Regions from separate parts of the Mus musculus genome. Here regions 1, 2, 3, 5, 6 and 7 are each linked to region 4. Evidence: chromatin loops called from intact Hi-C (ENCODE). Cell type or tissue: left cerebral cortex. All regions are shown on one strand. Region 1 holds the start of Rarb (retinoic acid receptor, beta). Region 2 has its middle 160 kb from the start of Rarb. Region 3 has its middle 69 kb from the start of Nr1d2. Region 4 overlaps Rarb (retinoic acid receptor, beta). Region 5 overlaps Gm32121 (a long non-coding RNA gene). Region 6 has its middle 330 kb from the start of Gm32121. Region 7 has its middle 51 kb from the start of Nr1d2.

Region 1 (4,000 bases), 140 kb after region 4:
CTCGGCCGATCCAGCCAGGGCGGGGGTTCCCGCACCGATCCCAAGTTCTCCCTTCCAGGCGACGCCCGCGCAGGCCTCCGGGAGCGCGCGGGTCCTACCCCGCCGGTGCCCAGACGCTCCCTGCCCGGGTGGCTCGCGTCCTCTGCATCCCAGTCTTGTGGCCGCGGCGCACGGGAACTCTGGTCCCCCCCTTTGGCAAAGAATAGACCCTCCTGCCTCGGAGCAGCTCACTTCCTACCACTTCTGTCACACGGAATGAAAGATTGAATTGCCTAATATATGCGAGTGAACTTTCGGTGAACCCTTCCCGGGCTGCTAACCTTCAAATGACCCAACCAGTCTGACATCACCAACTCCCAGGATTCTCACAGCGCTTAAAAACTCCCAGCAGCCCTGCAAGAGCCTTCAGCCAGCGAGTCCGCGGCCAGCCGCGCGGTGCTCCCCACGGCTCAGCGTGCAAACAATGCCAGGAGCGCAGGGAGGAGCGGGAGTGCGGCTGCGGTTTGCGCCTTTTCATCGGCCGGCCCTGGCAGGGAGACCCTCGCCCTCAGCTCGCCTCTGAAATTCCTCTCTGCTCTCCTGTTCCTGGCCAAGCCCTTGCAACTTAGGTATCTTTCCACTCCCGTAAAAGCACTCCGCAAGCCCCGAACTGCCCATCAGGAGCCCCGCCACCGCTCGCAGAGGGAAGCCTCTGGGGCCGGGAAACTTTCCATTAAGCCTGCCGTCTTTTTATTCCTTCTTCATATTATTATTATTATTATTATTATTATTATTTCCTCCCTTTTTCTCACTCTTTCAGGCTTTAGCTGAGCTCGCTGAAGGGATTGTCCTAGCTCCGGAGGGGAGAGAAAAGTCCCTTCTGGGATCTACTTAGACTTTAAAAACCCTGCAGGCAGAAACACCTGGAGCAGTCACAGATTAGTTGCACCAAACTCTGTTCCTAATCTCACCTTTCTCTTCTTTCTATCCACCACCTCCCTCCCCCCACCCCCCACCCCCCACCCCCCATTGCCAATCGCACTCTCACAAACACAGAAAGTGAAAGGCAAAACACAGAGACTGAGGTGTGTGTGTGTGTGTGTGTGTGTGTGTGTGTGTGAGAGAGAGAGAGAGAGAGAGAGAGAGAGACAGACAGACAGAGAGAGATATAGAGACAGAGAGAGACAGAGAGAGATATAGAGACAGAGAGAGACAGAGAGAGATATAGAGACAGAGAGAGACAGAGAGAGATATAGAGACAGAGAGAGAGAGACAGAGAAAGAATTTTAGATTCTGGTTTGCTGGTTGGTGAAAACAGTAACTCTGTCACTGGCCATCTGTGTGTCTAGGAAAATACTGATTTTCTCTAGGACCCAGTTTTCTCATCTGTATACCATCCATAGAACGTAAATAACTACCTGTCACTTCTCAATAAACACACAAAAGGAATATTAGCAGTGTCTCAGCCTCCTGTTTCTAGCTGTGGGACTTTTGCCAAGGATACCCAGACCTTCCTGAGGCTACAGTGTTCAGCAGTTAGTAGACTTGTGCCCTGTCTGAACCCACGCCAATCCTCAGTCTATGCACAGAGTGTTGGTGGCCACTTCGTCAGGCACAGGTCCCCACACATAACGTGGAGTTTGAAAATACTCCTCATACTGGGCAAGTATGAGGGTTTTATAATTCTGAAAGCTAGACTTGGCTCAGACCACCCCTGTCCAATTATACCTGTTTTAAAAAAATACAAATAAAAAACCTAATCTTCAGACAAGAGGATTTCTCTTTTCTTTTTTTAACTGGTTACACTGACTCAGCCTAGGGGAAGGAGCAGAATTTTTTTTAGTTGTTCTCAAAAACCCAGAGGCAATTAATATAGATGCAGCCAAACAGCCAGCACTTTCAAAAAGGGAAGCCACCTGCAGCTAGCTTCCAACTTCTCCATTGGAAAGAAGATGCCGGGCAGAGCCAGACTCTGCTTCCTTCTCTGCCAAGCTGGGAATTCTCCCACAGGAGGCTGGCAAGGAAATGGGTGGGGAAGCCCTGACTCCTGTCTTCCTTTGTGGGCAGTGCAGGGAGGGAAGGACACTGACACACAGGGGAGCCTGTCAGGTACACCCACCCTTGCTGAAATGCCCTTCTGACTAGTTTGCTATTATTTGGCTGTCCTGGCACAGGATGGGAGCATGCTGCACACTCCTCCTTAGGGAGTGAGTGTCCCTAAGAAAGCCCTCTATACCTGCAGCATAGGAAGCTCAGCGTGCTGAAGGGAGAGCTCTCACTGGAAGTGCACACTGTTTTGCTTTCCTTTCTGTAGCCATTTTGTTAGAAACTTGTCAACTACAAAGACAACACACATTACAAAGCGACCACTTAACTGACCACCACTGAACAATTGTAAAGATACAAAACGCTGGGCTATGTGTGACTTTCTGCTTGGCCCAAGAGACTTACTGTCCCTGAATGCTTCCTTGAGGTCTTGGGTTCCCTGGAAACAGAGTCACGAGCACCTAGTATTGGAGGTGGAGGAAAAGGTATGGGCAGAGGGGAGAGGAACTGAACAGAACTGAAATAAGTTAGAGGTGAGAAAGCTTGGCACCATGGCAGATACCTGTGTCTCAGGTGCCCTTTCTCCAGGAGGCTGCTGCACTTCCTTGTGGAAATTGCTAATAATGGTCCCAAAGTGCAGGGAGGCAGTGGTCATGGGAAAGAGAGGTTGAGCCCAGAAATGTCTTCCACAATATTCCTCCTTTGTGTGCCTGTGTGTTGCTAAAATTCCTTTTCTTCAGGAGACCTAAGCAATATTTAACCCTTCTCCTAACCCTATGGTTCCAAGGACAGAGGTCAGTATTACTAGAGGTCACTCTAAGGAACTTTGAGTTTACTGGGCTTCCTTACAAAGCATAATTGAAAAGTCACTTACAGGGATGTGTGGGGGTGCTCCCTCCCTAACTAGGCACTCTTGGAAGGTCTGTACTTCAGCAGAGAAGACAGCTTCCCCACAGCTATGTAGATGAAGACCACATTCCTCATATATTTAAGGCCTTCCCCAGGCCATGGGCAATTAAGGCAGAGTTGCATACAACAGGTGGTGGGGGAAGATGTCACCCTCCCCAGTCTTTCCTGGGGTGGAGCAGTATTATCAACAAGCCTAGCTAGGATTATCCCTTTGCAAGGGGACATAGCTGAAATCCCCAAGATAGCAGTTGCTTGGCTGAAAGGATACAGTCTCTAGCAAGGCTCTTTGTGGTTGTGGTGTGGTGATTGCTTGTGATTGGGGAATTTCTTTTTTTGCACAAGGATAATTTAGATTTATAATCACCTCGAGATTCTTTTAATTGTAGAGAAATGAACTTGATCAGTATTTAAATCTGCGTGGATGGGATATTATGGACTTCTTATAATGTAGTGGGACTCATAGTCAGTGAGTCATTTCTCATCATGGATTAATTACACCATTGGCAGCGATTGAGGCTATTAGGAAGTATTAATTCAAAAGCGGACTCAAGTTAACCACATTTCTTATCATTTTTTGGTCAGTAAATCTTCTCCCACCTTTTGAAAACATGATTCTTCTCTGAAGTCTTTCTTTTAAATAGAAGTAAGGAAAGCACCAATGAACATACACTATAAGTATATGCTCATGTATGATAGTGACTAATAAATATGGTAGAGTTAAACCTGAACCAATGTGTTCACAGTGACGCGTAAAGGAGTGACATCACTAAGTCTGATTTACATAGCTAGAAAGAACCGTTCCCATACCCTCCACAGACACCTGTTCTAACATGGACACCTCTTCTATTTTCTCTATTTGATCAATGGTCTAATGAACAACAAGAAAAACCAAACAAACAAAAATCCCCAAAAGTTTGAGAGTCAAATTCATTTTGTTTAAGAGTCACTGTGTACTTGTTTGCCAGTGTGACACAGCACATTTGAAAACCCTAATCATAAAGCATGGATTTATAGCCAGAGTTCAGGATCTACATCTGTTTCTCTGGGTTTGAAGCAGCAATTACCT
Region 2 (4,000 bases), 300 kb after region 4:
GGGAAAACAGAGATTCAGAAGGGACATTTGCTTAAGGGTGATGTGGGTGATTCACAGTAGAGCAGTGAGACCCCAGCCATCAACACAGGGCTGTGGAAATGAGCTGTAAGAAATGTGGGGGTCAGAGGTGGGGAAGGGGTTGAGATGGCATAATTTCATATGTAATTCAAAAGGAAAGCATTGCCACTGAGTTGTGGCGAGTGATGTGGGCAGAATAAGGCAGTGAGGACGAGGGAACAGAGAACTGAGCAGATGGACAGACAGCCGTTCACACTCTCCAATGCTAAAGGGACCATGTCCTAGAGAGAGGAAAGGCCACCAAGGGGATATATGACCCCACAGATATGACTATATCTGAACAGGAAGTGAATCTTCTCAGTGCTGAGGGCATGTGACTTGTGTCTGGAATACAGTGTGCTATTTAGTGTAGTATGGCTATCCAACAATGCTTTACAGTCTGGGGACTCCCATGGTTCTCCATGTGCACCATCAATGTGTTAACAAGGTTGTTTCTTTTAAGGCTGCCCCCTCCCCCTGGAACTATAGGTTATCTTTAGGGTGTTTGCACATAGTCTCACTCCTGTGTAGGCCTGCACTCATCTCAGTTTTTAATACAGCTACTATAGTGGGTTGGGACCTACCCTAATGATCCCTTTTGATCTCATTACTTCTTCATCCCTCTATCTTAAAAGCAGTTACATTCTTAGGTAAAAGATAAATTAAAACTCACCCTTAAAGCAGGGCTTTCTTTGAATAGCACCATATTTCATCAGCCTGAAGAATTAGAGAGCATTCTCTAAAAAGTTCTCCTGTATTTAAACTCACGAGTAGGTGGGAGGTTTTCTGTAGGCTATAGTGTAGCTGAAGAATCACCCCAACCTTCCAGGGAGGCCAGTGCTTTCTCCCCCAGCTAAGAATAGTGGTGACATCCTTTCAGCCTCCAGGAATTCCCGAGATTCCCTTCTTCATAGGGCCTTTGGGTCTCTTGGTCTCTTGTGGAAGAAATGTTGATGAGTCGCTAAAACATGAATCTTTTGGTTTATTTCCAAAATATTATTTACGGCTCAGGTCATGCCTCTGCAGTGCTTCCAGGAAGCAGAAAGGAATGTCCCAGAGAGGAAAACAATTCCCTGCTTCCTCCCACTCCTTTATTATGCTATAAACATTTGTTAATAGAGCAATTATCTTTTGAGTTGTAAAGCTAAATAAGTCCATGGAAGAAAGGGGTGAGGGGAAAGTACAATTGCTCAGGCTTAATGAAGTCCAGTGAAATGACTCTGAGCAGATGCGAGATAGGAGGGCAGAGCCCTCTTTGGATGAGGCTTACTTAATAAAGGAGAGCATGCCTTGCTGCTGACCCAAATCTCCTTACACCCGGGGCTTGTCGAATAATGTAAACAAGTACAAAATAAAACTATCAGCTAGCACATTTAGCCTGGGCTGCAGAGTGATTTCAAGACCAGCCAGGGTGACTTAGACTGTTCTCAGAATAACAAGTGAAAAGAGGGCCAGTGACTTGGTTTAGGGCTGTGCATCCTTTTCAGACATGTCATGTTGTGACTGCAATGAGCAGGCAAAGCAAGTACATGGAACAATTCTGTTGGCGAGCTGGGCATTAACATAGCCAGCTTTCCCAAACATTTGACAAGTGTCTGCTACTATTTTTAGTTTGTTCCATACACATATTTTGTCTCACAGTTTCCAAGTCAGAAGTCTTCACTGAGAATATGCAGTCAGACACACTGAGAAACCTAGTGGAGCTGGTGGAATATTTGAACATTGGTTCTGAAGATAGCTTTATCCCAGACACAGCACACCCCAAAGGGCCCTTCTGCTGCTCACTGGGGCTGGGTGCACTGTCACTGTGGCTGTATGGCTTCAGTGGTGGAAGAGAAGTGGACTTCTGTCCTTGACTTTGGGGACGATTATTCCAGGAGTTAAGCAACAGAGGAGTCTTGTCCTCCTATCAGAAATGGATGGGCCACAATTGAGACACAGTGGGGAGGCTAAAGAAAAAGGAAGGAAGGGTAAAGAGCATGTCTCCTATTTTTGTATCAAGCCTGAGAGCAGAAGTCTCAATATTGGGCACATGAGAGGTAAATGTTGCTGGGTGATGGATTCTATTTGAAGACAACTTTGGTTCTTCATCATTTCTACTGTAGGGAGCTTAGCTGAGGGTCAGGAAGCATCTCCATTGGAGAAACCCCAGACAATCATGGCACGAATAGATACATCCCTCACAGACTAGCCTGACTCCCACCCTAGGCTCAATAGGGGTAATGTGGCTGTGTCTTGACTTTGATGGACAGCAAAATCATAGGGACATTTTGTGACAAAGAGTTGGATCAAGCAAAATTTACCACTTGTACTGGCTAGTTTTGTGTCAACTTGACACAGCTGGAGTTATCACAGAGAAAGGGGCTTCATTTGGGGAAATGCCTCCATGAGATCCAGCTGTAAGGCATTTTCTCAATTAATGATCAAGGGGGAAAGGCCCCTTGTGGGTGGCACCAACTCTGGGCTGTTAGTCTTGGGTTCTATAAGAAAGCAGGCTGAGCAAGGCAAGGGAAGCAAGCCAGTAAAGAACATCCCTCCATGGCCTCTGCATCAGCTCCTGCTTTCTGACCTGCTTGAGTTCCAGTCCTGCATCCTTTGGTGATCAACAGCAGTATGGAAATGTAAGCCGAATAAACCCTTTCCTCCCCAACTTGCTTCTTGGTCATGATGTTTGTGCAGAAATAGAAACCCTGACTAAGACACCACTCAATGGCATATGTCCCTTAGCTTGCTCTGTAGTACTTGTGGCTTGAATTTCTGTGACAATTTTGTGCTAGATTTGAAATGTGCTTATATATTGAACTTGCTCCTTTTATCAACATGGACACAAGAGACATCACTTCTGTTAAGTGAGAATTTTATATTTAAAAATTTATCATTTTTGTTAAAATGTGAGAACTTTCTTCTTCCCACACTCACTTTTTAATGCATGCTAAATTAATTTTTGTAATCCTGAGGTTCTTGTCTAAGCACTTAAGATATGCTTTTAGAACAGAATAGAGAGAGTTTGAAAGAGAGTTTCATACTGGAGGAGAGGGTGACTATATATAATCACGTTCTGTATTTTAGAAAGCTAGAAGACAGGATTTTCAAATGCTTATAACACAATGAACCAACAAAAAATTTGAGGGAGTAGTTGGGAATGGTACACTTGAACCTGAACACTACACAATATGAACAGCATGCATAAATATTAAAAGATCATAGAAAACTCTACAAATATGTACACATTTTATATGTTAATGTAGCAATCAAAAATAAACTTAGTAATAGAAGAATGGAGAAAGAGATTAAGATTTATGGTTAACAGGGCTGGGTAGTTATGGGTAGTTAACCAATGACTCAGACTAAAACAGAGATAGAAAAGAGAAACTATGGAGATGGTAGAAAATGCATCTGAGTTAAAAAAAAGCTTTCAGAGAGAGAGAGAGAGAAGAGAAGAGAAGAGAAGAGAAGAGAAGAGAAGAGAAGAGAAGAGAAGAGAAAGAGCATGTGTGTGTGCATGCATATGCATCTGTGTTATTGTGCATGTGTGTACATGTGCGAGTATATTTGTCTGTGTGTTGGTGGTCACACTTGTTTTAAGGGTTACAGCTCTGAGAGGAAAGGCTTCCCTGAGGGAGGTGTTGCAGCTTTGAGGGGGAAGGTTTCCCCAGTGGGAGTCATAGCTCTGAAGTAAAAGGTATCCTGGCAGCCAGGAGCCAAGAATACCACAAAGTCACACTGTACAGCAAACTATTGGGAGAGAAGAGGGTAGCTGCCTCTGCTCAGGGAGAAGCAGCAGGAATTGAGCAAGGAGACAGGCTGAGGTAGGTTGTTTTGCTTTTTTTTTTCTTCTTCTTGTTTTTAGTGGGGGGTGGGGGTGGGGGTGGGGGAGGGGGGAGGGGGGAAATGAGTTTTCTAGGGTGGAGATTTCCAGGGTAGGGATTAGTGAGATTTTGAG
Region 3 (4,000 bases), 1.7 Mb after region 4:
AATTTAAATAGTCTAAATATTTAAATATGACTAATTCTGGAGGCTGGATCAGACCACCTCTTCTAATCTGCAGAAGTTTCGGAGATACTCAGTAAAGGCCAACTGTACAGCATAAGAAACTGAGTTTGAATTTCCACTATGAGTGGAAAAAGCACGTCATGACAGAAAGATTTAAGTGAGAATGAGGAAGAGGTATGAGAAAAACAGGAGGGTAGGGGAGGGATTCACCAAAACAAAATACGCATGGAAAACCCATGTGGAATTTTCTATCTTATTTACTGGTTAAAATATATAATTTTAAATATAGAAAGTTTGGCCAGAACTACCCTGCATGAGTGGTAGCAGATAATGTTGTTCCTGAACAGAAATGATTATCAACTGAAAATCTCCCTTTCCCATTATTCTCAGTTGCCCACTAGAGCAACCAATAAGATCTTATTGCTACAAGCATCACATACATTGGTTGCAGAACACAGAGAAACCAAGAAGAACTGACCTGGAAACTTCTTCCCTGCTGGTGAGTTTCATAGTGTCAGAAGGCACGCCACGGGGGGAAAAGCCATCCATGCTCTTATCCAGCATTTAACCCTGCAAGCTACCATTCCCACCTTATAGTTATGAAGTTAACTAACCTTTTTCTGATTGAAATTGAGACCTGCTCCATAGGAGGAAATCCATGTCTGGAACTATAAACCTAAGGAAAACCCTTGGGCCCTGTAAGAACCCACTATTACTGTTTTGCTAAGTGAACTGCCTTCTAAATATTTGTATTCACACGCATACACTAATGCTGATCTTAGCCTTGGTCAGTGATACTTATATTTGCAGTGAGTGATAGTTAATGCAAACACTCATAATTTGTTAGATGCTCAGACCTAAATAGGACATCTACAATCATCCCCACCAAAGCTAGGGCAACATTGTAGAAAGAATATGGAAAGATTTAAGGACTAGAGAAAGGGAAAGAGGTAAATATGCTATAAAACACTTTCTGGACATGGTTTTGCCTTTTTGTGCTCATGAACCCACAGCAACTGTAGTTGCCTACATAAGACCTGCATAAAAAATCAAGCTAGCCAAATTTCTGCATGGATTGGGAATGTCACCCTCCTCCTAATGAAAAAGCTGCTGACTGGCAGCAGCTGGGGGGGGGGGGGAGTCGGTGCTTTGGGGTTTGAGTGGCAGGAGTTGATGGTATGGCCTCTGGTAGGTGCCAGTGTTCCAGAGGATTCCCCGGTACTCATGTGTATACAGGCAACACTAACTGGGCTCAGTGGGTAATAAAGAGGAGGGTGAGGAGAAGATGGTGACATCTGAAAGGATATGTGACCTGTGTTGGGGGATCCAGGGCAAGCTGAAAAGTGGCATGGAGGCTGACGCATGTATAAAACTCTTGATTAATGCAGTAAAGACCTAAATGATGGAGAAGCTAATCAGCCAGGCTTGATTTTCACACATTTTGTGCACCTGTCTGGTTATCACAGTACTTCCTAAAAGTATACTTTTGGGGCGAGTTTTTTCTTTTCTTTTATCTTTGTATATTAGTCTTTGTATATTATCTTTGTATATTAGTCTTGCTCTGTAGCCTGGAATGTCCTAGAACCTATTATGTAGACTAAGCTGGCTTCATGTGACTTAATCCTCCTGTTTGTTTCCTGGGTTTGGGGATTATAGGCATGCACTACCATACCCTGCTTCCCTGTGATTGTAAGCAATTATATATGCTACATATTTTTAAATAGACACAGTCAAAAGAGATACTATCACACCCATAACTGGAAACAAACTCATATTTTCAGCAAATAATAAGAAAAGATGAGCTCTTGTTGTACTGTTGTTGTTGTTGGTGGTGGTGGTGGTGGTGGTGGTGGTGGTGTGTGTGTGTGTGTGTGTGTGTGTGTGTGTGTGTGTATTGCTTGTTACCCTAGTACTCACTATGTGCAACAGGCTAGCCTTGAACTCATAGAAATCTGTCTGCCTCTCTCCCTGCCTTCCAAACACTGGGATTGAAGGTGTGCCTACCATGCTCTGCTAAGAAATATAACCTCTTGAGAACTAAAACTATTGTGTCAAGATTCAAAACCTAAGAGGTTAAAAAAGATAAATCAAGGCAGACATTGTCACACATGCCTGTCATCCCAGCACTCAGGAGTCAGAGGGAGGAGCATCACAGAAGTTGACAAATCTGGGCTACATAAGCACACTCAGTCTCAAGATAAATAACTAAGTAAATAAGGAGATCTCCCTAGAGATAAACAGAAGACAAAAAAGGTAATAGAGAGTGGTGCTCAAACTGGAGAGAGGGCTCAGAGACTAAGAGCACTGACTGCTCTTCCAGAGGTTTTAAGTTCAATTCCCAACAACCACGTGGTGACTCACAACCATTTGTAATGGGATCCGATGCCCTCTTCTGGTGTGTCTGAAGACAGCTACAGTGTACTCATATACAAAATAAATAAATAAATAAATAAATCTTTAAAAAAAAATAAAGAGTGTTGTTCACAATCAGTGTGGGGTCCAGTACATCAAGAGAAGTTTCCAGAGGAAGGGGAAGGGAAATCACTATAGCAGAGGAAGTCAGTGAATCTATGAAATCGGAATGTCAACAGCATAGAGGAGACAGAAACTTCCTGGATTCCTAGATAAAGGAGATTGAAAGCATATCAGGCCAAAGAGCAGACTCAGGGACAGAGCCCCTGGCAGTGGTGGTTAACAATGGGAGTGGAACCCACAAGTATATGTAGGGCAAATAATAGCTCTGGGAGAAAATAACCAAAAGAAACCTCGATGGAAGGAAATGCACATTTTTTTTCCTGAAATAGTAAGAGTAGAAAGTCAGGGCAGAGCAACTGTCAGTTCTTGTCCTGTCTGTCTGTCCTCATCCTTTTCTGCCAAAGGCAAAATGTGAATTTTCTGTCCTGAAATCAGTTTCTGCTAGCTTGGAAGCAACAGCAGGGGGCTTTGCAGAGTGCCTGGCCTCCACTAACACCTCTCCCAGTCTGTGCATCCCAGTTTACTGTGGTCAGGATCCCCTACCCTGTGGCTGTTATTTTTTTTATCATTTTTTGTCTCTTACAGACCACTGTCCTCTGGTCATGACATGACCATTGCCATCTAGAAACCAAAGTGGCTACAGTTAGCCTCACAAGACCCCAAAAGGAGTGGCTAGAAGGTCATTAGACCTTCACCTGAGATTCCAGCCACTCACTAACTAGTTTCTCCCATGTACCAGATGCACATAATCCTGCCTCAGCAACAAATGATCCAAGGAGCTATCAGCTTTTATATACGTTTGTGCTTATTACGTTTCTATAGCTGTAATAAACACTCTAACCAGCGGGCCGCAGAAGCAACAGAGCTTGAACAAGGTCCCTTCAGGCCTTCATCCTCAGCCAGAAGGAAGAGCTGAGACCCAGACCTCTGTGAACTTTCCCCGCCAGAAAAGAGTCCTCCTCCAGGGAGGGCTCTGACCCTGGGACTCAGGCAAGATTGCCATCTTGCCATCGCTGGTCTCTCAGAGACCAGTCTGCTCAAAAGAGCATGCGGGCCACAGAAGCAACAGAGTTTCTTGGACAGGGTCTCTTTGGGCCTTCATCTTCAGCCAGGAGGCAGAGCTGAGCTCCAGACCTCTGTGCATCTTCCCTGCCAGAGGAGAGCTTGCCTGCAGAGAGTGCTCTGACCACTGGGACTCAGGAGAGAGTTGGACTCCCAGGAGTGCTAACAGAGGCCAACAAAATTACAGGAGGAACAAGCTCCAGCCAAAGACAGCTAGAACATTAATACCAGAGATTACCAAATGGTGAAGGCAAATGTAAGAATCTTACTAACATTTCAAATGCTATCCCGAAAGTTCCCTATACTCTCCCCCTCCCCTGTTCCCCTAACCAATCACTCCCACTTCTTGGCCCTGGCATTCCCCTGTCCTGGGGCATATAAACTTTGCAATACCAAGGGGCCTCTCTTCCCAGTGATGGCTGACTCCTACCCGGGAATCCATCCA
Region 4 (4,000 bases):
GTTCTCCACTGAGCTGGGGGACACGCTGGGACTGTGCTCTGCTATATTCCCACTTGAACTTGGGGTCAAGGGTTCATGTCCTTCAGAATTCTCCAGCATTTCCTGAATGAGAGGTGGCATTGATCCAGGAATTTCCATTTTCAAGGTAATTACACGTTCGGCACCTTTTTCAAGAGATAATAGAACACCTGTCAGATAAGGGCTCAGCTAGATACTAAGAAACCAACATTCACCTTCAGGTGTGTAAAAGTTGTGTAATACATGTATCAAGTCACATGTGTCTTTGTTGAGAAGAACCAACTTATTGGAAGAAAAAACTATAAGGTGTTTACTGTGGGAATGTCAGCCACCAGAATGTCAAGTGTGCTTCGAGATCCCAGTTAGATTGGTTCTCAGGCACAGGCTGATCCACCACTGCCTTTGAAAACAGAATAAGTACTAATAGGGCACACTAGAGGTTCTCAGTCTTTAAGAAAAAGAAGTGGAGATGTGTGATGTGCATATTTGATAGTTGCAGTGCTTCAATCAAATTCGGAATATAAAATTTACAAAGAGAAGTCACTGATGAAAGATCAGGAAAATAAAGGTGAAAGGATGGGCAGTTTCCACAATGGAAAGATTGACTTGAGTCACAGTATGTGATGGTTTTCTGCAACCCAGTCCAGCACCAGGTGGTTTCATGCCACCACACCTCACACACCCCCAACATGCAGCTGGTTAGGTGGAAATATGTCAATAACAAAACTACCTCAGAACCATGTGGCTAGCGTTGCTGGACTTACTGCTAGTATGGGGCTTGGGACATTTCTGTATGTGGCTGCTAGTCCTCAGGTCACTGGCGTGGATATATATAGGGTGATAGGAACACACTTTCTCTCTCTCTCTCTCCCTCTCTCCCTCTCTCTCCCTCCCTCTCCCTCTCTCTCCCTCTCTCTCCCTCTCTCTCCCTCCCTCCCTCCCTCCTCCTCTCCCTCTCCTCTCTCTCTCTCCCCACTTCATTCAATTACATCCATTCAAGTACTAGTGTCTTTTTGCTTCTCTTAATCCTGTGGTGGAAATGAACTTAGAATGTTCCCCTCGGCTCCCTCAAACCAAACTACCAAATGAATAAAAAAAGAAAAACAAAACCAACCCACAAAAAAACTAAAAAACAAGAACTGAGGTTTCTTGTCAAGCAAGTTCATTGTGCATTTAAGCACTTTTGTGTCTTGGCTTGCCAAGATCCTGAGGTGTAGAATCTGCTAATGGGAGGGAACATGATATGTAATAGCGTGGCTGGCTGAGTCATCTCGATAGAAAAGTCCTCTGCACTCAGCTATGAGATGCCTCTAGGCATTTCTGTAATTGCCTGAGTTGCCACATAGACTGAGAATCATGAGGCAAGAGTATTTATATCTCTCAGCCAGGCAAGAATTCCTGTACTCAGAAGAAGTGCCTACACCAGAGCTGCAGCCACAGTGACCTTCATTTGCCTAGGGTTGTTAGGGTGCCATGGAAAAATAGGCTGAGTGTATAGAAGCCTAAGTTATTTGAAAAGCTGGAATGAAATGTACGGAATCAAAAATAAAACCTGGAAAAAGGGAGCGGGGGTGAGGGCTCAGAGCTTGCTCTGAAAGTTGCTTGACTGAGTTGGTGCCCTAGAAAGGTCACAGAGATTGAGGGAGAGAAGTGACTCCATGTAATTGTCCTTTAACCTCCAAGGGCATGCATATGAGCCCCAGCAATAATAACAGTCTTAAAAAACACATCATCTCTGAAGAGTTGCTCTTCTACCCAGCCATCCATTCTAAAACAATTATCTCTTAATATCACTGGGTAGTGGTATCTGCTTTCTGCTTTTACTATCTCCCACCAGAGACACCATCAAAATGTCTTCCTTAGGAAACCTGAGGTGCTCTTAACTACACACACATGAGTGCTCAGACAAGGCTAATTCCTTTTGATTTCTATGAGATAGACATCCCAACTTAAGCAATAATGGGACTCCTGATATTAAAATATGGGCTTTAAAAAGCAAAAGTTGGCCAAGCTCTGTTCTGCTTTCCACCTTTGAAGACATACCTTTCGCGCTGATGCTGCGGAGATCTGTGATTTTCATTAAGATCTTTGGAAACATGTGAGGCTTGCTGGGTCGTCGTTTTCTAATGTAAATCTTTAGTGCTTCCAGCAGTGGTTCTTGGAGCTTGTCTACTTTTGTTGGTTCCTCAAGGTCCTGGCGGTCTGGATAGCAGGAGAAAGTATTCAGTGTTTAGTGATCAGACAGGCTCAGAGACTGCTGGCTATCTTTCCTTGTCTCCTATTCCTCCTGTAAAGTGGCTTTATTTGGTGACTCAGTTGTACACTAAATTGAGTAAATGCAATTGCTTTAAGCAGTGACACTTGAAGATGCCCCCTTAGTAAGCTCATTTGATGTCCACTTGCTCAGGCCCAGAGGCAAGAATTACCTCTCATGGCCAGATGGTGTCAGTATTGAGCTGAACAAAAGAACCCTGGGCAGCCTGTAAAAGCCAGGTAGATAACCTTTCCCCTTCATTACAACCATTACTTTTGAACTAAAGTTGGCTTCTGGTTAGCCAGCAGGGGTCACTACAAAGAAGGGGCCATACTTTATTCCAGCCCACCAGGTAGGCACCTGTATGGTGGGGAAGACCAAGAGGTGATTTGAATTCAAATAACATGTGATTTGTGTAGGTCATCACTAAAATGTCCTTAGGCACACAGCAGTACAATCCTGCTTTTACAAAAGCACCTGTTTCCCACAAGAGAAACAGAACAAACTCATTTTGGCATTTCTTTTGTTTTGGCAGAAGGAGCTCAAACACCAGTACTTAGTTTGCAACAGAAAGAAGTACAACGCCTTTCTCATGCCAAAGAACCCCAGTGGAGATCTCTTCTGTGCCTTTGTAATTGCTCTGTTGGGGTCTGGTGACGGTTTCTAAGGAGTCAGTACCTCCACAGATTAAACAGATGGCACTGAGAAGGCCTGTTTCTGTGTCATCCATTTCCAAAGGCAGGAGCTGGTTGGCAAAGGTGAACACAAGGTCAGTCAGAGGACCGAAGCCAGCATTGTGCATCTGAGTTCGATTTAGTGTAAGGCCATCAGAGAAAGTCATGGTGTCTTGCTCTGGGGTATACCTGGTACAAATTCTGAGAATCTGGAAGAAAAAAAAGTATGCATGTACACTTGCTGCATCATTTATGACGGCCTGCCCTGACAGCACTGACCAGATCTATGGTAGAAGAAAAAGGAGCCTGGGTCATCTGGACAGTATGCCCCACTGTTGAGGTTGATAGGAATAATATGTAGGACTCACATTTTGAGAAATAACTTTTTACTAAAATAAATCATCATTTGATTGAAATATCTATTTCTTGAGTACTTACCTCTCAGGCACTAAGCCAGGTACTAGTGCAAAGAAGATTAACAAGATTCTATTTTCAAAAGTTTAGTCAACCAAAAATAAGTAAGGATGATCCTTACCAACTGTGATAGCTAATCTTCATGTCGACTTTATGGGATCTAAACTTGCTATGGGAACACACATACTTCTAGGCATGTCTGAGTGATGGTATTTCACAAGGGCTAAACTAATCAGACAAGATGTACCCTGGATGTGTGTGGCACACACTCCAGAGACTAGGAGCTTTCAGACTGAAAACAACAACAACAACAACAACAACAAAAAGCTGGCATTTTCTTGACTCTGGGTACAATGTGGCCAGTTGCCTCACAGTCCTACATACATGGCTTTCTTATCATTGTGGCTTCTATTCTCAAACCATGAGCTCAAATAGAACTCCCTTAACTTGTGTCTTTCAGATATTTGGTTGTATCCACAGGAAGGTAACTATAAGAAGTCTTTATTAGATACTTAGCATGCCCTATACCCAGTCTTTCAGATGAACATCCTATAGTTTAAGCTGAGGGGTAATGAATCTGACTCAAGGAAAGCCCTCTTATAATACAGTGTGTTTGTAGCTACACAGCCATCATGCCATA
Region 5 (4,000 bases), 970 kb after region 4:
TTTAATTGTTGCTCACAAGATGACATTGCATTCTGGTTATGGCTGGAAAGTCTTTATGGTTTTAAGCCAATGCACTGGGAAGAGAAGATCAGAAGCCTTGTGATTTATTTTCTCTCTTCCTAGCTCTGGTCTCAGAAACATCACGACCTTTTTTTGTGCCTTAGGTTTCTCTCATAAGGTAGATGTCTTTTAGTTCTCCCTTTATTATAAAATTCTATTATAACAGGAAACAGAAAACAGGCAGCTTCCTCTCAGCTTTTTCTGCTAAAGAAGCCACAAATTTCTGGAATAGAGCATTGGGAAAATCCATGGTAACCAGCAAAGCAACACACCGTCTGATTGATCCAATTTTACAAGGAACCTCATGATACTTCATTGTTTTTCACCCTGCTCCTAAACATCTTACATACAGGGCTGGAAAGTGAGCACAGCAGTCCAGATAAGGCCAAATCATGTGTCCTGCAATAAGTGTTCACTGCCTGTTGAATCAAAGCATCAAATTGTTTCTCTAACCTACTAGTGATTTTCAAGAATTTCAACTACATTTGTGAGTAGCATAAGCAATATTTAAAAATCACTTTTCAACTGAGAGGTTTAAGCATTTAGTACACATTGCTTAATCAAGCAACTATGCTCAGTTATCCTTTGTGTTGACAAGAAACACTAATGGCATATTGGCATTTGAATACTCAGTTAACCTTGCCAACAAATAAATGTAACTTTCTATTCTGTTTTAATTTGTAATTATCAGTGGGGCTTGAAGATGCATTATGTTGATTTGAAGTGTCATTTTGTTGCTTGTAATTTTGTGTTTGACTTTTACATAGTGGAATGCTTCACTCATCAGGGCAAATGTTTGCCAGATTAGAGTTTTAGAGGAGAAATGAGCCCTTGTTAGCCCAGTAGATACAGTGTGTATTAGGGAAGCAGGAAGCTAAGGAAGAGTATGAGCCATGCTTGCTTGATTCTGTAGAGAAGCCACAGTGATTTTATACAAACTCATGATGCACAGGAAAGCAGGAAAGCTCATGGTCACAGAAATGATGTAGCAAAAAGCAGCACTTCCTTCATTACTGCTGGAGTTCATTAATTCCAAACACCACTCTGTGCTACCTGAGAATAGAAGCCAACCTGCCCGAGTCCCCACCTTCTGAGGTCAGTTCAAGACGTTTCCAAATCCCAATCTTTGTGTTTGTTTGTTTTCTTTTGTTTTGTTTCCTTTTTTAGCATTTTCTACCAAAGCAACTAATGACTTGTATTTTAAAATAATATCCACGTTATTGCTTGTTCTGATTTTCCGTTCTAGATAAAAAAATTTATAACTGTCTGTATTCCAAAGTGGTACTATTAAGCATCTCATAATTAAGTTTAAGAAATGATTTATTGAGCAGAAATGAAATACTTTGGTCAGAAAAGAATTGCAAGCCCATTTTTCTCTTCTACACAACAAATAAAATATACTTAATCACCCAGAAAACGTCAGGGCAATCAACAGTGACCTCAAAACTAAGTTTGTGGAAATGTCTGCTGGGCTTTGACAACAGACTGTGTATTCAGAAGTACCACTAGAGGGCAGGCGAGGAGAAGGAATCTAAGCCTGAGGTTGCTCGGAATGTATGCCTGCTAAGCTACCCCCATCAGGGTCCTCTCCTTTTTCACCATGCAGGTTAGTGCATACCCCTGCAGTGGACTTTCACACATCTGCTCTCTGTCACATGACATATGGCAGTGTCAGCAGGCCTTATTCACTGCTCATAGGACCTGGTCTCCCTTCTGTACAGAAGGAACGTGGGAGAGATGCTCTCAGGATCACAGCTCCCAGGCTCTTTCTTCATAAAAACCAGCGATCAGCTCCTGCTTAGTACTTGAGCAGAGGCTGCTTCTTGAACAGAACCGGGGCCTAGAACACAAGGCCAGTGACACCATCCAAGAATGAGCTTCAGAGCTGGGATGTACATTTGCCTCAATGCCAACTCCAGTGACACCAGAGCACCCGGATGTGGCAAGGGGCACTAATTGTGCCTCCCTCCTCATGGCTGCTGCACTCAGTGGCCACAGGCCAAAGAACTTAATGAGCCACAGATTCCTAGAGATCATTTGAAACACCTTGTAACTGCAATTCTATAATGAATCCAAATGTGTGTGGGGCACACATGTGTGAAATCAATAAATAACATCATGCTGCACTGTGTTGTTGTACTGTCCCACTTGGACACATAGTTCTTGAATCTCTGAATTCAAATACTTTTTTGCCCAGTGCTTAGTTGTGTGAGTTAAAGTAAGTGATTTCAAGTCCTCTATGCTTCAGATTTTATATCTTATAAAATGAGGCTAATACGTTCAGCATGCTATGAGTAGGACCTTTAAAAGACTTTTAAAATTTGATTTGAAATGTGTGTGTGTGTGTAGTGTAGTGTAGTATAATGAAGTGTAGTGTAGGCATATGTGTACATGGTAGCAGGTGCCTAGGGAGTCCAAAAGATGGCATCAGATCCTTTGGAGCTGGAGTTGCAGGTATTGCAGCTGTTGTGGATGCTGGAAATTGACCCTGGTCTTCTGCAAAAACAGCAAGGGCTCTTAACCACTGAGCCACCTAACAACCCCAGAACAGGGTCTTTCAAAACATTCATGGACACTGGGCACAAAAATAGTCTTACAAAAGAGAAGATGAGTAGTCATCTAAAAGTCTCTGAGTACTTTATTATGCTGCCAATTTATAATTTCAAGTTCAGCTCTTCAGTTTTCTCCTCACTCTGGAAAACCAATATATTCCTTCAAAGTCTCAACCATTTCTGTACTTTGCTGCCAAGTCACTGATCCTAGATACCCCTGCCTATTGCTTATGAGCCATGTCTGACTGTGAAGCTTATATCCTCACTAGGTGCTTCTAATTATGCTGACTCTCAAAAGCTTTCAACATCAGCAGGGTGACTCATGAATCTGAACCCACAGTTTCTGAGACTCTCTGTAAACAGGACTCTCTGTAGCCAGTACATGGCTAGCCAGCTAATGGCATTCAACTGTAGTGTCTTATTTATTTAGGAATCCACTGATACCCAGGCCAAAGTAGTCAACCAGACATGAGGAAGGCAGGTACATATCAGTGTGTCTAATGCTGTCCAGGGGTTCCATGAATAACTAAAGCCTGAGTTAAAAAGAGAATAAGCATGTCCATGTACCCAGTGAACAGGGAGGACCCCTTTATCACAGTGACTCTCAGTGTATAGTCCCTAGACTAGAAATCGTGGCTTCCCTTGAGAACTTGCAAGATAAACAAATCCTCCAACAGGCTATCTGGGGTGCCAGAAACCCTGGCTCCCAGCAAATCTCCTCATGCATTCTACAATTCTGAATTTCTATTCCAAAAATAAACATACCTGTGATTTGCTAATTCTCAGGGCTGCATAATTGACCTTTTTAGATAATTTCAAACAAAAGATGACTCAAAAGTACCACATTGCAGGGGGAAAAAGTTTCCCTCAAATTATTGGCAAACAGAATTTGAAAACCTCTGTCTCACCACCTACCTAGCAATCAACCATTCAGCCAGTAGATCTAAAATTGCCCTGTGCGTGTGGAAGGAAGCTGCAGAGGCCCTGCTGCCTCTTCCTAGGGCTCAAGTGGGGCTCAAGGTGTCATAAGTACATATGATTCAGAATGTCCTCTCTCTCTCTCTCTCTCTCTCTCTCTCTCTCTCTCTCTCTCTCTCTCTCTCTCTCTCTCATAGAGTCTCACACTGTAGTGCAGGCTTGCACTACATGGCAATCCTCCTGCTTCCTGAGTTCTGTTATTCGAAGCATGAGCTACTACTGTATATAAGCTTTCCTCTGATTACTCCCTCCCGCCTAAAGACACGTTGTAGCTAGAGTTGGGAAATGAGAAAAAAGGATGCCTTTGGGCTCATATTTTCCAAGGCATCAGGCCACAGTCAGCCAAGCCTTTGCTTAGGGACTGAGATGAGACAGAGCATTGTAGAATCAGGAGAATCATGATGTGCAAC
Region 6 (4,000 bases), 640 kb after region 4:
ACCTGAAAAAATGCTCAGCATCCTTAATCTTCAGGGAAATGCAAATCAAAGCAACCCTGAGAGTCCACCTCACACCAGTCAGAATGGCTAAGATCAAAAATTCAGGTGACAGCAGATGCTGGCGTGGATGTGGAGAAAGAGGAACACTCCTCCATTCTTGGTGGGATTGCAAGCTCGTACAACCTCTCTGGAAATCAGTCTGGCGGTTCCTCAGAAAATTGGACATAGTACTACTGGAGGATCCAGCAATACCTCTCTTAGGCATATATCCAGAAGATGTTCCAACTGGTAAGAAGGACACATGCTCCACTATGTTCATAGCAGCCTTATTTATAATTGCCAGAAGCTGGGAGGAACCCAGATGTCCCTCAACAGAGGACTGGATACAGAAAATGTGGTACAATTGCGCAATGGAGTACTACTCAGCTATTAAAATGAATGAATATATGAAATTCCTAGGCAAATGGATGGACCTGGAGGGCATCATTCTGAGTGAGGTAACCCAATCACAAAAGAACTCACATGATATGTACTCACTGATAAGTGGATATTAGCCCAGAAACTTATTATACCCAAGATACAGGATACAATCTGCAAAACACATGGAACTCAAGAAGAACGAAGACCAAAATGTGGACACTTTGCCCCTTCTTAGAATTGGGAACAAAACACCCATGGAACAAGTTACAAAGTCTGGAGCTGAGACAAAAGGATGGACCATCTAGAGAATGCCATACCCGGGGATCCATCCCATAATCAGCCTCCAAACGCTGACATTGCATACAGTAGCAAGATTTTGCTGAAAGGACCCAGATATAGCTGTCTCTTGTGAGGATATGCCACTGCCTAGCAAACGCTGAAGTGGATGCTCACAGTCAGCTATTGGATGGATCACAGAGCCCCCAATGGAGGAGCTAGAGAAAGTACCCAAAGAGCTAAAGGGGCCTGCAATTGTGTAGGTGGAACAACAATATGAACTAACCAGTACCCCCCAGAGCTCATGTCTCTAGCTGTATATATATCAGAAGATGGCCAAGGTGGCCATCATTGGATAGAGGACCATTGGTCTTGCAAACTTTATATGCCTCAGTACAGGGAAATGCCAGGGCCAAGAAGTGGCAGGAGGAGCATAGGGGAGTGGTGGGGAGGGTATGGGGGACTTTTGGGATAGCATTGGAAATGTAAATGAAGAAAATATCTAATTAAAAAATGTTAATCCCTTTACAATCTCCAATATCTTTTAAAATCCAAAGTCATTTTACAATTAATAGTCTCCTAACTGTGGCCTCCACTAAAATAGTTTTTTCCTTCAAGAGGGAAAATATCAGGGCACAGTCACAATCAAAAGCAAAAATCAATCTCTAACCATCCAAAGTCTTGGATCCAACTCACGATCTTCTGGGCTCCTCCAAGGTTTTGGGTCACTTCTCCAGTCATGCCCTTTGTAGCATATGCGTTGTCCTCTAGGCTCCAGATGCCTGTACTCTACTGCTGCTGCTGCTCTTGGTGGTCATCTCATGGTACTGGCATCTCCAAAACACTGCATGAACCCTTCAGTCCGTCAATTGCAACTGAGGCTGCACCTTCACCAATGGGCTTCCGTGGCCTCTCACAGTGCTGAGCCTCAACTGCTCTGCGTAACCCCTTCATGCCTTCAAAACCAGTACCACCTGGGTGACCCTTACACATTACCAAGTCCCACTGCAGGAGGACAACCTTGGCTATCTCTGGAACACAACCTCTTTGTACTTTCAGAAAGCACTTCACAGAAGATGTCACCTCAATGACGCTGATCTCCTCTTAATCACCGATAATTTCTTAGCTCCAGCTAACCAGCATCAATAGTCCCAGTAATGCAAAAGTTTCACTTTAGTAGTTCTGGTATCTTGTTAATCACAGCTGATTTTTCAGCCCCAGCTAACCAGAACCACAGAATCTTCCCAATCAAAATAGCAATGGCCTTGAAAAGAGTCTTTAATTTTCCCTCTGAAATTTCACAAGCCAGACCTCCATCTTCTGCACTGTTCTCAACATTATCTTCCAAGCTCCCACACAACATCTGACAGAGCTCTTAACAACGAATGGATCTTCAAGCCCAAAGTTCCAAAGTCCTTCCACAGTCCTCCCCAAAACACGGTCAGGTTGTCACAGGAATGCCCCACTATGCTGGTGCCAATTTGTCTTAGTCAGGGTTTCTATTCCTGCACAAACATCATGACCAAGAATTAAGTTAGGGAGGAAAGGGTTTATTTGGCATACACTTCCATACTGCTGTTCATCACTAAGGAAGTCAGGACTGGAACTCAAGCAGGTCAGGAAGCAGGAGCTGATGCAGAGGCCATGGAAGGATGTTCTTTACTGGCTTGCTTCCCCTGGCTTGCTCAGCCTGCTCTCTTATAGAACCAAGATTACCAGCCCAGAGATGGTCCCACCCACAAGGGGCCTTTCCCCCTTGATTACTAATTGAGAAAATGCCTTACAGTTGGATCTCATGGAGGCATTTCCTCAACTGAAGCTCCTTTTTCTGTGATAACTCCAGCTGTGTCAAGTTGACACAAAACTAGCCAGTACAGAATTCTCTAGAATTATAAAGAAAAATGAAATTAGAGTGTGTGAATACACTTGGAAGCACGTGAATAAGGTGGCAGAGTCTCAGAGAGAAATATTGCCTATTCTCTCTCATTCATTGAGCCAAATTGTTTATGTTTGAATATTTGTACACATGTGTATGAGAGTGCAAGTAGAGACTATGAAATTGAGAGGGGAAAGCAAGGAGGGAAAAGAGTGATTGAGGAAAAGGAGGAGAGCCATACAACATATGTTATGAGAGGAGAAAGGACAGTAATAGAGGTCAATGGGTATAAAGGTGGAAGATGGGAAAGAGGAAGAACAACAGAAATAAATCTTCTAAAATGACTTGAAGAAACCTGATTCTTTTGGACTAATTAAAGTAAATTTTTAGAGAAAAATCATATAATTTAATGGAAAAGACAACATTTGTTCACTGAAACTAAGACACAATTCCCCATATAAATAGAACCAAGCTGGAATGTCTATGGCATAGTCACTCTATCACTGCCATTTAGAAATTGATTGCTGTCATTTGTGCTCTTGATTTAACCCCATGGAACTCAGAGACACCAAGCTTTTATTGGCAGAGGAACATTATGTTCCCCAGTCTGTTTACCTTTTCCCTCCTAGATAATTTTCTAGATAAAGTAATGCTGCTGGTTGCCCATAACATAGTAAATACTATCACAACATGATCACCAGACGAAGTGGCACTTAGGCTCACATCAACTCATGCTGCCATTGCACAGATATGCCAGGACAGGACTCTTGTCCTGCACCATTCACTTGACTATCAAGGATGTAGTAATGATAGGCTGCAGGGATTTGCTTTTTCAATATCCATGCCCTATGTAGCTGACAGTCACAGATGTATTTACCTAGATTCAAACTCCAGCCCTGTCTACAACTTCTATTTGTGTGGCATTCCATGAGTTTCTTTACCTCCTTGATCTTACTACACATTTCTCAAATGAAGGCAGAATCTATCAAAGAATACTCCAATGGGGATTAAACAAGACATTGGTATTTAATATTTAATACACAGTTAGGTTCCAGCCAGGCATGGTACTTGTGATTACTATCCCTATCGTTTGGAAGAAGGGTAAAGACCATCATGAGTTTTAAGCCACCTTGGGTTATATAGTAAGTTTTAGGGCAGTCTTGGATAAACAGTGAGACCCTGTCTCAAAGAAAACAACAAAAAATATATTTAGAACACATTTGAGTCTTATATAACTATTATTTTAGCAAACAATTATCTGCAGTTCATCAAACACTGGTCAATGTCGGAACTCATGGGGGTTCTCATGTTTAGAGAACATAGAAGACAGGTCAGTATGTAACTGGGATGTAAGTCAGTGGGCCAAGATATGTGACTTCCAGGTAAAGGCTGTGAGCTGCCCTTCTATCATGGCTCTTCTCCCCATTC
Region 7 (4,000 bases), 1.8 Mb after region 4:
TTAATAATTGGGAGATTAGGGCAATGCCTCAGTGAGTAAGAGCTCTTGCTGTGGAATCATCAGGAGCTGAGTTCAAACCCAGCACTAAGCAAAGCCAGCACGGTTAGATATAGCTCTATAACCTCAGTGTGATAAAGAATGGAGACAGAAGAGTAGCTGGCTACGTGTTCTCTACCTGGGGTTTCGACAGCTATTCCAAGACATCCATCACCCAGCTGTTGCTTCAGCTGATCTGTCTGGTTAGGCCTCTCTTCCCTCACTGCTCCATGTGTGTTCCTCCTAAAGCTGTTTGCTCTCTTCCCCAACCTGAGGAAGACCAACTTTCCATCAAGAGTGTGCCAGTAACTGCATGCCCCTGCTAGACTCTCCTGTACATTACCAATCATCACAGTTGACATGGTCATAGAAAAGATGTAAGTGAGAAGATGAATAATGTAAACAACCACCATGGGACAGCACACCACACACACACACACACACACACACACACACACACACACACACACACACACACCAAGAATCCTGAATATAGAAGACCTATGACCCAGCACTCTGCAGTTTGCTGGGCCATCTCTCCAGCCCCCTCTCCAGAACTTTCCCACATTTATCTATTTTTAATCTGGTCAGTAGCACAGGCTGCTCTTTTTCCAAGGACCCAAGATGGGTTCCTAGCACCAACTTCAGGCTCACAAGAACTTATAAGTCCATCTCCACCTTCTGACCTCTGCACTCACCTGTACATTCACAACACACACAATTAAAAATAAATTATTTTTAATAAAAAAAAATTCTGAAGAAAAGCTGTTTTTACAATCAAGTGCAAGAGTAAAGTCTTGCCTTTGGTACATCGCTATAACCCTCAGTAAGCTAACACAAATGACACTCTCTAAATACAACCATTTCTGCTGTAAATAACTTAATTAGGCTGTCAAAACAGCCCCAACCTCTTTAACTAAAATCCCAATTCATCTGTCTCATTCTCACTTCACTTGCAGGCAATGCTGGGGCAATTGCCAGGATCTCGAGTTCAAAGCCAGCCCAGGTCAGACCTACGTGTGGCTTGTGCAGCACTTGGGACTAACCAGCAAGCAACCTAAGTGTCCAGCAAGGTCAATCTCCTCATTCCCAGCTCACTCCCTAGATTGTTCCCGCTGATCCGCAGCTCCAACAAGGCCTGTGGATGGTCTTCATGGTCCTCTGGTTCCCTCTGATTTTCAACCTTTTGATTTTCTCCTCCTCTGAAGTTTTGCTTTTGTTGTTTTGTTTTGTTTTTAAACTATGCTTACAGGCGGCTCAGCTTTTACTTGCGCAGGAACTTTTTTTTTTTTTTTTTTTTTTTTTTTTGCTGTCCTTGAAGCAACAGTTTGTCTTTCCCCTCGACGTCTTTGTCTCAATGTCTGATAAACTGCTTATTTTTTTTAAACAGTTTTCCTTTTGAGCCTGAAAAAACAAACATTAACCAGAAAACGGGCCTCATTTCTCTGAATTGTAACTTGCCTCATTTCTCTGAATTGTAACTTGCGATGAAATCCCTGGTGCTATAGCGCCGCCTTATGGTAAACTGAGAATTAGCAGGTAACACTGCCTTTGACTCCTTGATACAGGATATCCTGATGTAGCCCAGATCTTTTTTTATTATTATTAGATATTTTCTTCATTTACATTTCCCCAAAGCCCCATATACCCTCCCCCTGCCCTGCTCCCCAAACCACCCACTCCCGCTTCCAGGCCCTGGCATTCCCCTGTACTGGGGCATATGATCTTCACAAGACCAAGGGCCTCTCCTCCCATTGATGGCCGACTAGGCCATCCTCTGCTATATATGCAACTAGAGACACAGCTCTGGGGAGTACTGGTTAGTTCATATTGTTGTTCCTCCTATAGGGTTGCAGACCCCTTTAGCTCCTTGGGTACTTTCTCTAGCTCCTTCATTAGAGGCCCTGTATTCCATCCAATAGATGACTGTGAGCATCCACTTCTGTATTTGTCAGGCACTGGCAGAGCCTCACAAGGGAGAGCTATATCAGGGTCCTGTCAGCGAGCTCTTGTTGGCATCTGCAATAGTGTCTGGGTTTGGTGGTTGTATATGGGACGGATCCCCAGGCGGGGCATTCTCTGGATGGTCCTTCCTTCAGTCTCAGCTGTGAACTTTGTCTCTGTAACTCCTTCCATGGGTATTTTCTTCCCCATTCTAAGAAGGAGTGAAGTATCCACACTTTGGTCTTCCTTCATCTTGAGTTTCATGTGTTTTGCAAATTGTATCTTGGGTATTCTAAGTTTCTGTGTTAATATCCACTTATCAGTGAGTGCATATCATGTGTGATCTTTTGTGATTGGGTTACCTTACACAGGATGATATCCTCCAGATTTGCCTAAGAATTTCATGAATTCATTGTTTAATAGCTGAGGAGTACTCCATTGTGTAAATGTACCACATTTTCTGTATCCATTCCTCTGTTGAGGGACATCTGGTTTCTTTCCAGCTTCTGGCTATTATAAATAAGTAGCCCAGATCTTGATGATCTCTTGCCTCAGCCTCCTGAGTGCTGCATTACGGGCATGTCCGACCATTTCTGGCAGGTGTGCTGTTTGGTTTTGTTTTGAGGAAAGTCTTGTTATATGCCCCAGGATGGCCTTTCCTCCCTGGTGCTAGGATTAGTGTGCATGTGTGTGCGGTAAATGTATGTGAGTGTGCTTGTCTGTATGCAGAAGCCAAGGTGAAATATCAGGGTTGTTTTCGATCTCTCCTCTACATTATCATTTGAGGCAGGGTCGTTCCAGCAAACCCAGAGCTCACCTAGTGTCTGCTAACAAGCTTGCTGTGGGGTAATCCCCTGTCTTTGCCTTCCGCGGGTTCTGAGGATCTGAACCACAGCACTCTTGCTGGCATGGTAAGTACTTTAACCACTGATCCATCTTCCCAACCCTAGTATAACACTTCTTTTTCATTTAATTTTTTTTTAGAATTATGCTTGTTTTATGAGTGTTTCGCCTATATGTTTATATGTACACACATATATGGTAATATATGTGTGTACAGTGCCTGTACATTCCCACTGAAGTTATGGGTTATCATGAGCTGCCATGTGGATGCTAGATTCTGTCTTCTGGAAGAATAGCCAGTGCTCTTAAAGTGATCCATCCCCTCAGCCATGGCAGAACAGTCTTGATGCCATTCCTAAAGACTTCAAATCTTCATTATTTCTGTTAAAATGGAAAGGAACAGATACCAGTGAGAATTTGAATGGCTTTTTCTTACTATGGTGGTGCCTCATGGATATCTCTGGATCAGACTGGCCTTTAAGAGAACATCAGCTTTTCTGTTAGGATTGTGACACTGTGACACTTCCTTTAGGAACAGTCATGCACAGGTGGTTATATTGGGACAGTTTTATTGTGTACTCACTGAAGGTATGATGAGAGTCATGGGATAAAGCCTGACTCTCCTTGACTCAAGCCTGTACTGGTGGATTTTTTTAAGCATGTCACAATCATGAAGACTCTATGGCTAAGAAAGCACATTGTGAAAATTTTATTATTTAGAAATTTTACAAGTCCTCATCTTTGCTGCACTGGCTTCTTTACTGTTTATGCTGTGGGCAAGGAAGATATTTGGATTCCAAACAGCAGTCAGATTGATGGAGCTCTGGGCCAGTGAATTCTGAAGCCTCCTCTTTCTCTTATCTACACTGTAATAATGTTTGTAGGAAGGCTATCAGCAAGTAACCAAAGGTATACCTCATGCCCTCCATAGATGACAGTGATGGTACAGGTGAGGAATTCATGGTACCATCTGAACATTTAACCAATGGAATAAGATTAAGACTCTCAAAAAACAGTTTCGATGGAATAGTTAAATTTACTTCTAAGGCTCTGATTCCGGGACTCAGTGGAGATCATCATTTTCTCTAAGGAGGGTCAACTCAGGAGCAAACAGGATGAAGAAGCAGCAGAGCAGCTGGGACAGGGTCCATTGGGACTACATCTACACTGAGTAGGT

What was found. Peaks named below come from ENCODE experiments on the same cell type or tissue, not always from the same donor. Only the 100,000 strongest peaks of a DNase experiment are listed, where the experiment ranks them.
Region 1: a loop joins it to region 4, with 2.2 times the contacts of the local background. A loop is called at or near these places in 12 of 42 quality-filtered maps.
Region 2: a loop joins it to region 4, with 4 times the contacts of the local background. A loop is called at or near these places in 3 of 42 quality-filtered maps.
Region 3: it touches region 4 in a loop (4-fold over the local background); 9 of 42 quality-filtered maps call a loop at or near these places.
Region 5: a loop joins it to region 4, with 5 times the contacts of the local background. A loop is called at or near these places in 21 of 42 quality-filtered maps.
Region 6: a loop joins it to region 4, with 2.3 times the contacts of the local background. A loop is called at or near these places in 3 of 42 quality-filtered maps.
Region 7: a loop joins it to region 4, with 7 times the contacts of the local background. A loop is called at or near these places in 10 of 42 quality-filtered maps.

The regions. Positions count from the first base shown.
Region 1 is chr14:16,575,227-16,579,226 of GRCm38, forward strand. Rarb (retinoic acid receptor, beta) reads right to left here and starts at 250. Exons shown (of 8, transcript NM_011243.2): 1 at 1-250. In left cerebral cortex, CTCF peaks have their summits at 375 and 2,032; DNase peaks (open chromatin) are centred at 375, 1,507 and 1,889; H3K4me3 peaks cover 869 bases; H3K27ac peaks cover 794 bases.
Region 2 is chr14:16,734,263-16,738,262 of GRCm38, forward strand. It overlaps a transcript of Rarb not described here. Among named protein-coding and RNA genes, the nearest start is that of Rarb, 160 kb to the left of the region's middle. In left cerebral cortex, no CTCF peak of the experiment used is centred here; DNase peaks (open chromatin) are centred at 1,690 and 3,728.
Region 3 is chr14:18,167,651-18,171,650 of GRCm38, forward strand. No RefSeq gene overlaps it. Among named protein-coding and RNA genes, the nearest start is that of Nr1d2, 69 kb to the right of the region's middle. In left cerebral cortex, a CTCF peak has its summit at 2,397 (motif pointing left); no DNase peak of the experiment used is centred here.
Region 4 is chr14:16,432,104-16,436,103 of GRCm38, forward strand. It overlaps Rarb (retinoic acid receptor, beta), which reads right to left. Exons shown (of 8, transcript NM_011243.2): 6 at 2,951-3,155; 7 at 2,062-2,220; 8 at 1-164. Among named protein-coding and RNA genes, the nearest start is that of Top2b, 69 kb to the left of the region's middle. In left cerebral cortex, a CTCF peak has its summit at 2,453 (motif pointing right); DNase peaks (open chromatin) are centred at 1,334 and 2,463; H3K27ac peaks cover 1,245 bases.
Region 5 is chr14:17,401,313-17,405,312 of GRCm38, forward strand. The region is part of intron 1 of Gm32121 (a long non-coding RNA gene); the gene reads right to left. Among named protein-coding and RNA genes, the nearest start is that of Gm32121, 4.5 kb to the right of the region's middle. In left cerebral cortex, a CTCF peak has its summit at 1,567 (motif pointing right); DNase peaks (open chromatin) are centred at 1,634 and 2,888.
Region 6 is chr14:17,071,832-17,075,831 of GRCm38, forward strand. It overlaps a transcript of Rarb not described here. Among named protein-coding and RNA genes, the nearest start is that of Gm32121, 330 kb to the right of the region's middle. In left cerebral cortex, no CTCF peak of the experiment used is centred here; a DNase peak (open chromatin) is centred at 2,118.
Region 7 is chr14:18,185,689-18,189,688 of GRCm38, forward strand. No RefSeq gene overlaps it. Among named protein-coding and RNA genes, the nearest start is that of Nr1d2, 51 kb to the right of the region's middle. In left cerebral cortex, a CTCF peak has its summit at 1,556; a DNase peak (open chromatin) is centred at 1,545.